Linked DNA regions of Homo sapiens: region 1 is linked to region 2. The links are chromatin contacts, found by Hi-C or POLR2A ChIA-PET in ENCODE. All regions are on one chromosome and are shown on one strand. Each heading gives the region's core, a stretch centred on a gene start or an enhancer-like site at or near the end of the contact. The rest is flanking DNA. Distances are from core to core; before and after follow the strand shown.

What was found. Hi-C counts contacts between places; a loop is a spot of excess contacts on that map. ChIA-PET counts read pairs that join two places held with the same protein, here RNA polymerase II (POLR2A). Pooled maps may share reads with other maps.
Region 1: a loop to region 2 is called in a map of posterior vena cava, with 12 times the contacts of the local background. The contact joins two enhancer-like sites. A Hi-C loop is called at or near these places in 1 of 168 maps with a recorded cell type or tissue (posterior vena cava) and 1 of 50 pooled maps. POLR2A ChIA-PET finds 5 or more read pairs at or near these places in 1 of 52 experiments (H1).

What each region holds. Positions count from the first base shown.
Region 1 is chr16:87,096,810-87,102,978 of GRCh38, reverse strand. No RefSeq gene overlaps it. Among named protein-coding and RNA genes, the nearest start is that of LINC02181, 42 kb to the right of the region's middle. RefSeq lists an enhancer at 3,261-3,976. Within about 2 kb of position 3,363, at least 2 of the 41 ENCODE cell types and tissues checked have a DNase peak (open chromatin) inside an H3K27ac peak, as active enhancers do.
Region 2 is chr16:87,040,910-87,047,050 of GRCh38, reverse strand. No RefSeq gene overlaps it. Among named protein-coding and RNA genes, the nearest start is that of LINC02181, 14 kb to the left of the region's middle. Within about 2 kb of position 3,251, at least 5 of the 41 ENCODE cell types and tissues checked have a DNase peak (open chromatin) inside an H3K27ac peak, as active enhancers do.

The DNA of each region.
Region 1 (6,169 bases), core at 2,114-4,613, 56 kb before region 2:
GTAGATTTAGAAAACAAATAACATATGTACCTTGCTTTTGAGTCTTGGTTGATAGTTCAATTGGCCCTCACTAAGAGAACTATTGGAACGCCTGGCAGCCCAGGAGAAGGACTTTGAGTTTTGTCCTAAATGCCATGGGACGCCATCATCACAATGATTGTAAACATTCTCAGAATGCCATGGAGGGAAGGGATTCTTTGTTTAACAGGAGAAACAAAAACTCATTAATAGACAATGACTTCTAAGGACCACTTGTGACAGGCACCCACTCCCTGCTTGGGATTTCGCCTAAGGAAACAGGAAGAAGCTTCCAATGCCTTGTGGATTTGTTAACTTTTGTTACGCTCAAAAACAAAAGGAAAACAGAAGGAAAAAACCATTTGCCAGTATACTGGCTATATTACTTTCATTTGAGTAGGATCTCAAGGCCAAATATGGTCCTTCAGTGATCTGGGGGTCACACCCGTCCCTTTCCATGAGTGCAAATAATCAAAAGTTGGCCTGTTCATTCTACTTTATCAGCAAATATCTTGTTTTTAAGGGTTTCCAGGAATTGTACCTAAATTTTAATTCCTTTTCCAATTAGTCAGTACTCCAGTTGGAGGAACTGACATTGATTATAACCACTCCATCTATCAATGCCGCCTTCTCAATCCACTTTCCTTTCTTCTTTGTTTTCTAACTCACTGGCCTAGGAGACTAGTGGTGCTGCTAATTCTGCAGAGTTCACAAAGTTTCTTTCAAATACAGTTTTTTCTCCTTCGGATTTGTTGAATGAATGAATGAGTCACCATGAGATTTCAATCCAATAGATTTTTGTGTGTTTGCTTTATGAGGAATGAAATGGAACGTCATGACTTCAAGGGCCCCAGGGACATGTGGATGGGTTTCTACAGAATGTAATGCAACTTTGAGTGAGCGTTTCTGGGCTGAGAGTCCATATCTTTCAGAAGAATTTGAAAAGGCCCCAGGATCCCTTCAAAAGTTAATAACAGCTGACAGTTTCCCAGTGCCTTTTGCTGATGGCTGATTGGATGGGGGCCATATTTTAGGTGCCCTGACTGCCTCTTCTAGAGGTGGCGTGGGGGTGTCTGGAGGATGGAGTGAAGGTGGTCAGCTATGGGAGTGGGGGTGGGGGGTGGGAGAGAGCAGGGCTTTTGAAGATGCTTCTGTATTTGAGTCCTAGTATTTCACTTTGTGGAAATTGCTTAATCTCTCTGAGCCTCCATTTCCTTATCTATAAGATGGGATCTAGGAAAATGCACTTCCTAGCTCATACAATAGCTGGGGGGAAGGGAGGGTGTTCAGTAATACAATGTACAAATGAGATAGCTATACAATGTATATATATGAAAACTACTTCCTAGATCGTAGGGTAGCTGGGGGGTTCAGTGATACAATGTACATATGAAATAGGTATACAATGTATATATATGTGAAAACTACTTCCTAGGTCCTAGGTAGCTGGGGGTTTCAGTGATACAATGTATATCTGAACATATATACAATGTATAGCTTGGATTTAATGATACAATGTACGTATGAATACATAGGTACAATGTGTATGTATATACAATTATGACTGAAGCATAACAGTTCCTTTTCAGTGCAACTTTCTCTCGCTATGGTTATGACAGCTGTCATAGTAGTTGCCATTGATTGAGGACTTACTATGTCTTAGTTACTCTCCCAAACCTTTTTCCATGTCTTATTCCACTTAATCTGTCTAGGAAACCTTTGTGGTTGCTCCTGTAACACTGAAAGGCTCCGAGAGGATAGATAACTTGTCTAAGGTCACACAGCTAGTGAGTGGCAGAGCTGAGACTTGAATTCAAGTCTATCTGACTTGAAAGTTTGTGGCACCAGCTACCAGGGTGGAGTTGCATTCACTGTATGCCATGCTCCCTGCTTGAGCCCCAAGGGAAGTGGTGAGGGCAAGTGTTGGCGCATCTGCCAGATCTACCTTAAACACCCCCTGCCCCAAGTACAGGCATGTGCAAAGTGCCTGAGAGCCCAGCCATTTTGGTGGATGTGGGCCAGGTCAGCAGAGACTGTGCAATCTGTTCTGACTGTTAAGGTGGAGGTAACGCTAGGCTGAACCCCAGAGGACTCCCGAGGCTCTGGAGCAGGTGAGGAAGGGGGATGTCTGGAGCCACCCCCAAGGCCTGTGGCTCTCCCTGGCAGAGTTTTGCTGAGGCATATGATGCATACAAAATGCTCTGTGTACACTTGTGTAGGAAAAATCACCACCTCTGCAGAGGCTTGTTTACTAGGAGGGGAGGCGCATTCACAAATGAATAAACAAAAACAAGACCCCAGTCACTAATAAACATGGACCGCTGCACTGCAGGGTTCCCCTCTTCCTGCTGGGCCACCTCTGCCCGTCAATGGGTCTTGCAGCCCCGCCTGCCCCCCGTCGTGGTGTGTGAGCCCTGCAGGGTCAGAAACGCTAGGCTGAGTCTCCACCACCTACTCCACCACCTAATGGTTGAGTAACTTGGCTTTTAGCTCTGCAAGCCTGAGAGTCCTCACCTAAGTGTGACATGGGGCTAATCCTTCCCTTAACAACACCCATTTAGCACACTGCTGTGACCATGCAGTGAAATCGAGGACATTGTAAGAGGTTGCCACATGATGAGTATCTCCTTAATAAATGCTTTTCCTTCTAAGTGCTAAATAAATCTGAAAGAATAAATACACGTGAACTCGGAAAGGAAAGTTCTCTAGTCTCTCTGTGATTGGAACACACCATGTCTCTGGGCTCCCTTCACTGTGCTCTAGCGTGAGCGCTCTCTGCATGCTGGAATTGGAATTCACCCTTCTTGCCGTCCTGCTTGTCCTCCACAATGCACCCCTTTAGGCTCTCAAATGCAATCATTGCTGTGTTCTAGAACGGTGGTTCTCAAACTGGCTTCTTCCTTTGCAGTGTGCAGCATTCGGTGGCAGCCAGGGGTCATCTCAGAGAGAATGGGGGTTGGGGAGGTGGGCTGCAGACATGCTCTGGAGCCTGTGTGTGGTGGATTCCTTTCCTGGCATTGTGTTTATTCAACATGAGCCATGTTGCAAGGAATGGATTTCTACTAATTGTTCAAGCACCCACAGCTGCACATGTTTTGCTCTTAAAAATCTAAGAGTAGGTTCAGGCTTCTCCAGTTGTCTTTCCTACCCACCTCCCAGTGTGCTTTCTTGCCTGGGGCCAGTGCTTAGGACCTAGACATCTTAGGGGCCATTATTCAGGTGCCCGCAAATGGTAAAGAACACAGCGCTAGGAAAAGGTGAGAGCTTTACTACCCAAGCTACCTCCTTCTCCTGCTGTGCTTCCCATGGCACGGATCCATGACTGGCAGCTGAAGGGAAGGGGACCCGCTATCACTGCGCTGTGCTGGAGAGAAGGTTGGGGAGCAGCGCTGGAAGAGCAAATGCAAAAAACAGGTGTGAGGACATGAAAAGCTCCCAGCAAATGCTGTTTGTAGCCCTGGAGGGAGGGGGCAGTGACCATCAGGAAAACAAAAGGCTTCAGTAGCAGAGGTCACTCCTTGGCCCATTAATCCTTTGTGCTGGGGATTTTACAAGCTGTCAGCCCTCCTCCTTTGGGTCTGAGGGAGGGGTTGAACTCCCCCATTAGCTTTATGATGGCAGTTTTTCCTCCAGACACTACAGGGAGGTAATGCTTTGAGGATTTCTTGAGTTTGTCCCTTCTTACCAGTTAATAACATACTTGAAATGCTTGTTACCATGTGGGATGGGGACACAGCCTAACCAAGGCCCTTTCTAATCTGGGTCCTGCTTAATTTATGAATGCCCTCAGCATGTAACTCTGAATACCGGCCACATGGAATCATTTGCAATTTTCCTGAGCAATCCACACCCAGGCCTTTGCACAGGCGGTTCCTTCTGCCCGGAGCACGCACCTGACTGGTTCCTACTCATGCTTCAGAACCCAGCTCAAATATGGAGCTGGGGTTGGAATCTAGACCTGTCTCCACCTAGAACCCAGGTCTGTCTTCTTCTGGAATCCAGGTCTCTCTCCCTCCGAATGGCTTGGTCTTTACTACACAGTGGGACACACAGACCCTGGCCATGATCTGGGCTCCCCTATCCTACTTTTACCTCCTAGGACTTCCCGTCTAGAGCCCCCGGCCCAACTCCAGCCACTCTGGGCTCCTTCCTCACACCCAACGTGCGAGTCCCCTCCCTGGCCTTTTGCACGTGCCATTCCCTCTGCCTGGATGCCTTTCTCCCAGGTGTCTTGGAACTTTCTCCCTTCCTCGGGATATTTGCTCTGGGCGCTTTAGGACCGTGGCCCTCCCTGCCCATGCAAAGCGGCACCCCCAGTGCTCTGCAGTCTCCAGCCCTCCTCTGATTTTAAAAACCACACCATGAGGTGACATCACCAATATTGTTTGTTTTTCCTGATCTCCCCTGCCCCCACTAGTTGGCAAGCCCTACAGGTCCAGGACTTTATCGGGTGCACCTGCTGTATTCTCAGCCCCAAGATTAGCACCTGACACATGGCAGGTGCTGAATAAGCATCTGTTGGGTGAAATAATGCTGGACTCTCTCCAGGGAAGTTATTGGCCCAAGGTCATGCAGCTGTTGCTGGTGTAGATCCCAGTACTAACCCGACTGAGAGAAAAGTATGTAACAAAAGTCAGAGTGTCATTGCATCTGTGTGCATGATGGAATATTATTCTGCCACGAAAAGGAATGAAGCAGAGGCACTTGCTGCAACAGGGATGAGCCCCACAAACACGCTGAGCGAAAGCAGCCAGATGCACATAGCCACCCACCACCTGGTGCTGTTTAAAGGGAATGTTTAGAAGGGGCAAATCTACAGACACAGAACATAGGCTGCTGGTTGCCAATGGCGGAGGAAATAGGAAGCTTTTGCTTAATGGTGGTTTCTTCTTGAGGTGATTCAAATGCTTTAGAACTAGACAGAGATGGGGGTTGTACAACAATGTGAATGAACAAAGTGACATTGAATTGTTCACTTCCTTATAATTATTATGATTGTTATTATTTTAGACAGAGTCTTACTCTGTCACCCAGGCTGGAGAGCAGTGGTGCGATCTGGGCTCATTGCAACCTCTGCCTCCTGGGTTCAAGTGATTCTCCTGCCTCAGCCTCCCGAGTAGCTGGGATTACAAGTGTGCACCATCATGCCTGGCTAATTTTTGTATTTTTAGTAGAGACAGGGTTTCATCATGTTGCATCGGCTGGTCTCGAACTCCTTGACCTGAGGTCATCCACACAGCCACCCAAAGTGCTGGGATTACAGGTGTGAGCCACCACGCCCAGGCTGAATTGTTCACTTTAAAATGGTTAATTTTATGTTATGTGAATTTCTCCTCACTGAAAATAGCTCATGCACGCGCGTACACCCCCCCCCGCCCCCCCTGACACACACGCGAGAATCAATATCCTGGGTGTGACATTGTACTATATAGTTTTGTGAGATGTTACCATAGGGGTGAACTGGGTGAAGGGTACATGGGACCTCTCTATATTATTTGTTACAACTGCATGTGAATCTATAATGATCTCAAAATTTTAAGAACTGTTTCAAGGATTGTTATTGCAGATAGAAGATTGTAGATACTTATGTAAACTTCAATTACTTTGAAGTATAAAATTCAACAAATGTCTACCAAGCACACACGGTGAGCAAAAGGCAGAGTGGGGCTGGTACCTCCTGCCTGCCTATGCCGTGGGCTGGTACCCACCGCCTGCCTATGCCGTGGGGCTGGTACCCACTGCCTGCCTATGCCCTGGCCCTGCCCTGGAGTGTCTGGGAGTTTCCAGGTCTTCCCCTCAGACTGTCTTGGGAGCAAAACACAACAGCTGTCTCACGCCCCAGACGCCGGGGTTATCATGTTTATGCGCATGAAGCCACTGAAGATGGAAAATAGACAAGTTACAGGGTCTAGGTTATGCTGAGGAGTAAAATAGTTGATAAAAATGAAAATCAAGCCCAGCTTTCATCCAAACTGAAGCTGGCACGGGCTACAGAAGTTCGGTGTGTTTGCCCTGTAGCTGGCATCAGCTGGAATCAAGGCCTCCTAACATATGTTATGCAGCAAGAACGGATTGGATTATGAAGCTGTGTCTCAGGGTTGCCCAATTTGGAAGAAAAAGGGATTTTGAAGTTGATGGAACTTAAGCAGGG
Region 2 (6,141 bases), core at 2,002-4,501:
GCAGTCCACCCATGGACGCACGTCTCAACAGGTACTGTCTCTGTTTACTCATTATAGGCTGAATTTTGTTCCTGATAAATTCCTGTGTGGAAGCTCTAGCCCCGGGCCCTCAGAATGTCACCATGTTTGGAGATAGGGTCTTTAAGGAGGTGCTTAACTTAAAGTGAGTCATTGGGCCCTAATCCAATGACTGGTGTCCCCATAGAACAGGGGATGAGGACACAGACACATACAGAGGGATGACCATATGAGAACACAGGGAGAAGATGGCTGCCTACAAGCCAGGGAGGGAAGCCTCGGGAGGAACCAGCCCTGCTGGCACCTGATCCTAGATGTTCAGCCTTGAGAATGATAAGAAAGTGCATATCTGGGGTTTGAGCTGCCTGGTCTCACGACGTGGTTATGGCAGCCCGGGAAAATCAGTTCACCCAGCTCTGCCTGCATGCAGAGAGCCACGTGTGCTTTAGAGTAAGGGCTGACAACGACGTGGTTCACGGGCTGTACCAGGGCCCAGCGAGGTGTGTGTGTGACACGCAGCTTCTCACACCAAAGCGGTAGCATTCCCATTTCACAGATGGGGAAACTGAGGCCTGGGGAGGTCAAGCAAGTATTCCAGGGTCATGTAGCTGGAATCTGTGGACACAGCAGGTGTTCTCAAACCTGGCTTCACAGTGCAGTGGCATGGGAAGCCTTAACAGGCACTGACTCCTGGGCTCCAGCCCACACTAAGGGAATCAAATTCTGGGCAGCAGTTTTCAGGGCGCCCCAGGCGATTCTCAGGTATAGCCAGGTGCATAGCTACTGCCTTGTACCTCATTCGTCTGGCTGGCCTTAAAAAACAAATAAAGTACGTTAGCAGTGCCTTCCGTCCCATGCGGCAGCTCCCGTCTCCATTTCCCCTGGCAAAGTGGGTTCACTGTGTCCCTCACACTCATGGTGGGGCAGCTTGTGTTTCTGAGACCATTAGCACGGGCTCTGGAGCCCAAATGGCTGGGTTTGAATCCAGTCTTTGCTACTCATTTGCTGTGTGACCTTGGGCAAGTGGCTTGGTCTCTCTGGGCTTCAATTTCCTCATCTGTAAAATGTGATAAGAGTACGTACCTTGTAAGGTTGTGATTCACCAAGTTAGCCTTTGTAAAGTGCTTAGAGCAAGGCCTAGCATGTGGAGAGTGCTGGAAAAATGTTTGTTACAAACAAGACAACTGTCTCCTGTGCGTACCCTGGATGATGAGAAGCTGGGGAGATGGGTAGGAGATGGGAGACAGAAGCCAAGCCTGAGTCCACGCCGTGTTCCCTGGGGACCCGCGGCATCCGACACAGGGGAGGCCTCAGGAAACTTTAGCGTCGAGGAACAGGTGTCGTTTGTGCAAGGTATTCGGCACCACCTCCCCGCACCATGCACACCCCGTCCCTGTGGGAGGGATGGCGAAAGCAGCCCCTTCTGTTCCTGTGGAGGTCGTAGAGGGAGGCGCACTGAACCTGTGATGACACCAGCGTGGGTTTCTCCTCCAGGAGGGAGGCTTGACACCGAGAACCGGGAGGTTCCCTGCCTGTGAGTGCTGGCGGCAGGATGTGGATAAGCCTGTTCTTTTGTACTTGGTATATTCTCCTCCTCTTCCTGCATGAATGAATGCATATCCCTTTCGTTATAACAACGTAGTTTTGGGTGGGGGCTTTTTGGTAAAAAAAAAAAAAAAAAAAAAAAAAAAGGATAATACAGAAGTTGACTGAGTTACTTCAGGCAGATTTTTCTCTGGGGCATGTTTTAGCATTTCCTTGACATCCTCTGCAGGCTGCTCCAGGCCTAGGCCCCATCCTCACCTCTCAGAGCACACACCTGCCTGTGTTCTGGCTTGTGGTTCAGGAGCGGACAGCCATGTGTCACCTGGCTGTGGGTCTCCAGGAGCCATTGCAGGGGACCGGCCACACGGCCATATTCCAGAGGCCCTGAGCCCGGAGGCACTGACTGCATGGAATCATGGATCTCTGGGCTTGTGGGGCCTCGGGGACCTTGTGCAGAAAGCACTTCTTCTGGGGGGTTGGGCGGGCAGGAACACATGGCTTCCTTACGTGAGCCACAGTTCGGGTCCAACTGGGAGGGGCTCCCAGAAGAGGCTTGGGGACAAGAACAGGAGGGACCCTGGACCCTCTGCACTGTGAGCTCCCTCAGCAGGTCTGTGGCCCGTGGAGACGGCCCAGGTTTCCCCATTCGCTGGCCAGAAAGTGCAGAAAGGGAACTGCCGGAACCCCAAGTGTGCCAGCTCCAGAGCTGCGTTCAGTCCCAGCCTGCCTCCTCAGCTGACTCAGTTCTGCCCCGTCTCCTCTTCTGTGAAATGGGAATAAGAGCAAAACCTGCCTTAGAAAGAAAAAGGCTGCTGGGCGGATTAAGCAAATTAAAACAGGGGATGGTGCCTGCCACTTAGTCAGGCATCTCTGGTGTCAGCCCCTGGTACGATCTTCATTTGCTTTGTTTGTTTGTTTTTTGAGACAGTCTCTCTCTCTCTCTCTCTGTCACCCAGGCTGGGGTGCAGTGGTATGATCTCTGCTCACTTCAACCTCTATCTCCTGGATTCAAGTGATTCTCCTGTCTCAGCCTCCCGAGTAGCTGGGATTATAGGCACACACCACCACGCCCAGCTGATTTTTTGTATTTTTAGTAGAAACGGGGTTGCCCAGGCTGGTCTCGAACTCCTGGGCCCTAGAGATCCACCTGCCTTGGCCTCCCAAAGTGCTAGGATTACAAGCATGAGCCACTGCACCTGGCCTAAGATCTTCATTTGCTTTCTTGTGACGGCTCTGAGTCGTGTCCACGTGCAGGGGACCTGGAGACTCAGGAGGGTGATACATTTACTCAGCTCTTCAGCCAGAGGGGTCAGCCCTGGAGTAGGTGCTGGCACCTAACAGGAAACGAGCTGACATTCCACCTTGGGACACATAACATCTTTCGAGGGAGGCAGCCGTCAGTCAAACGATCACAGGAAGGGATTATAAAAAAATTCTGAGGTGGCCAGGTGGGGTGGCCGAGTGACTGAGCTGGGGTCTGAGGGCAGTGAAGGAGTTAGCTAGGAGATAGGAGAGGAAGTGTCCTGGCAGAGGGAACAGCCTCTGTGAAGAGCTTGTTCCCCTTCAGAGGAACAGAAGGAAGCCCTCTGTAGCCGGCACGTGGAGAGGGAGGCTGACACGGCTGATTGTTTTCCACCCTCGTTTCCCCCTCCCTTCCACAGTGAGAGTGTTTAACTAGGCAAGCTACAGAACACGGAATGCTTTTCCCAGGCTTTTTGACGGCTGATGTGTGTGTAACAGGCTGCGTGTGTCTTGAAGTAAGAGAAGCCTTCTTGCAGTAGCTGGGTGGAGACACGGTACCGAATCGCTATTGTGTGGGTGGACACAACCATTAACAAGAGAGGAAAATCCTGGTGATTTCAGAGAGCACAGCTCAGACCCTTATGTGAAAAAAACAAATTCCACCAGCACTTTGTTGGAGCCGCTGCTCCCGTGGTGCCTGTGGGTGCAGCTGAATCCTGGCTGTAACGCAGTGCACTTGGATGCTGGGGCTGGAGGCGGTGGGCAGGAATCTCCGCTGCACCAGCTCTTGGCATGATCTGGGCTCCAACCCTACTCCCTGGTGCCAAACAACATGCTCTGAGGTTGTTTTATCACTTAGTTCAGCCCAGTCTGGCTTCAGTTATGCTGGGCAAATGCTCTCGTCTGATAACCTTCTAGGTCACAATATGAACTGTGATATTTTTCCAAAAAGCCATGGGAAGCCCGGGCGAGGTTTGTGGGACTAACCAGTCACAGGGCCCGTCTGTGACAGCACCAGGGCTCAGAGGCACGTTCATGGCCCTGGTCTTTTTACAGAGTTCATGTCGATGTGAGGAATGGTGTGGTTTGGGGAAGCTCGTGGTTTGGGGAAGCTCGTGGTTTGGGGAAGCTCGTGGGTTGGGGAAGCTCGTGGTTTGGGGAAGCTCGTGGGTTGGGGAAGCTCGTGGGTTGGAGAGGCTCATGGGGAGGCTGTGAATGCTCCGCTCACACCTCGCCTGTCTTAGGGGCCATTCGGCCTGCTGCTGCGTGCGGGACATGGCACCCAGGGAGCCCGGGTGTGATTCCTCCAGCCCTGGAGCCAGCTCAGCCTCCCAGGTCCCAGGGGAGATGGGGGCTTTCTGGGGAAAGGTTTCTTTCTTGCATGGAGGAATCCTGGGTACATGGTCTCCCTTCTGTCCCTGGCCTCTGCCTGTCTGGATGGAGGCAGCAAGTACACAGCTGGCTTGCTGCCAGGCGGAGCAGGAGGCTGAAGTGCCCCAGGCAGAGCAGAGAGATGGGAAGACCCAGAGTCCCGAGGTGTTGATGAGCCTCCGTCACCGTCCCTAACGTGGCCTGTCCTGGGGCATCCAGATGGTGGGTTGGTGCATCTCCTTTTGGCCTGAACCAATTTTAGCTGAGATTTCTGCTGCTTCCCAACACAGCGTCTTCACCAAGGCTGGTGCCAGCATCTGTCCTCTGCACGTGTCCTGACAAGACACCTGTTAGGTGTTTTCCTGGGGCTTTCGCTTCTCTGGACGCCCCCTCCTGGGTTCCCTTTGCTTTTGTTGATGGCTCTGCCTGTTCCTGCCCAAGACCCACTTTCTCAGGGCTTCCTGGCCGTTTCTGATGCCACCCTGTGCAGGCTGGGTGGACTTCGGAGGGGCTCACCCCATCATGGTGCTCACACTGACTGGGGAGGAGCAGACCCCATTTCTGTGGTCCTGAGAGCTCCTGCTGCTGCTTTTTTTTTTTTTTTTTTTTTTGAGACAGAGTCTCACTCTGTCACCCAGGCTGGAGTGCAGTGGCATGATCTCAGCTCACTGCAACCTTCTCCTCCCGGGTTTAAGCAGTTCTCCTGCCTCTGAGTAGCTGGGATTACAGGCACACACCACCATGTCTGGCTAATTTTTGTTTTTGTTTTTTTAGTAGAGTCGGGGTTTTACCATGTTGGCCAGGCTGGTCTCGGACTCCTGACCTCAAGTGATCCGCCCACCTCTGACTCCCAGAGTGCTGGGATTATAGGCATGAGCCACTGCGCCAGGCCTCTCCCTGCTTCTTCATTCATATGAGAGCCCCCTCTTCTGACGTCAGAGGCTCTCGGATGCCTTTGTGATGCTGTGGGACCCAACCCTCCTAGGCCGTGTCTTCAGGAAGGAGAAGTGGAATTAGGAGGGTCCCCAGGAACCCACCCGGTGCTCACAGAGCCATGGGACGTCACAGCACCCCTCTCTACCGTAGCCTCCTGCCCCTCTAATGCTCTCCACTGGGGCCTCACCTGGAATTTCTCTTCTGGAATAATGATCTGGGCCTTCCCCTTCCCCAACGAGGCCTTGCCCAGCAAGCCTGGCTGCCCCAGCTCTTCCCTGAGGCCTCTCCAACATGTGGGAAAGCAGGATGTGGAGGAGGAACCAGGGCTGGGGTTGGAGAGGCTACCTGGGTGCCCGTGCGGGGCTGCTGCTTGCCAGGGGTGTGGTCTTAGGGAATTACACGCTACTCATGTATCCCGGCTTCCACATTACACAACGGGCCTCCACACCGTTCCCCACATCCTGGGGTTGTTTGAGGATTCCATAAGAGACTATCTGGAAGCAGGGCATGCGGGAGGAGTTGGCGACGAGCCAGGCAGGTCCTGCGGGGCGTGGGTGGGACCGGCTGCATCACTGGGGGTGGGGGCGGCCCAGAAAGTCATGAAGAATCTCACGTTGGCAACAGCAGAGGGTTAGACCGAGGACGAGGTCCTCTGTACACTTGAGAAGCCAGCCCTGCATGTGGGGAAGAGAGCCCTGGTGGCCAAGCCCTTTTAATATTTATGTCCTGGCCCAGGTGATACTGGAAAGTGGCAGGACTCCCCAAACACCAAGGTGTCAATGGGCAGTGACACTCAACTGTCACTTCCAGGAGCCTTTGCCCTTTAATCCAATATCGCAAGCAGGGCAATATCCAGAGACATCATTCCCTCATGGTGGAGGGTAGGTGGTGTCTGTGAATGGCATAGTGTGGGAAAGAAGCGTGTGGGTTTCACAGGCACCCTAGGCTCCAGCCTTAGGACCAGCCTGAGGGTGACAGCCCCATGCAGCTGGAAACAGCTGATTTCCAGGTTCTGGGTTCCAAGGTGGG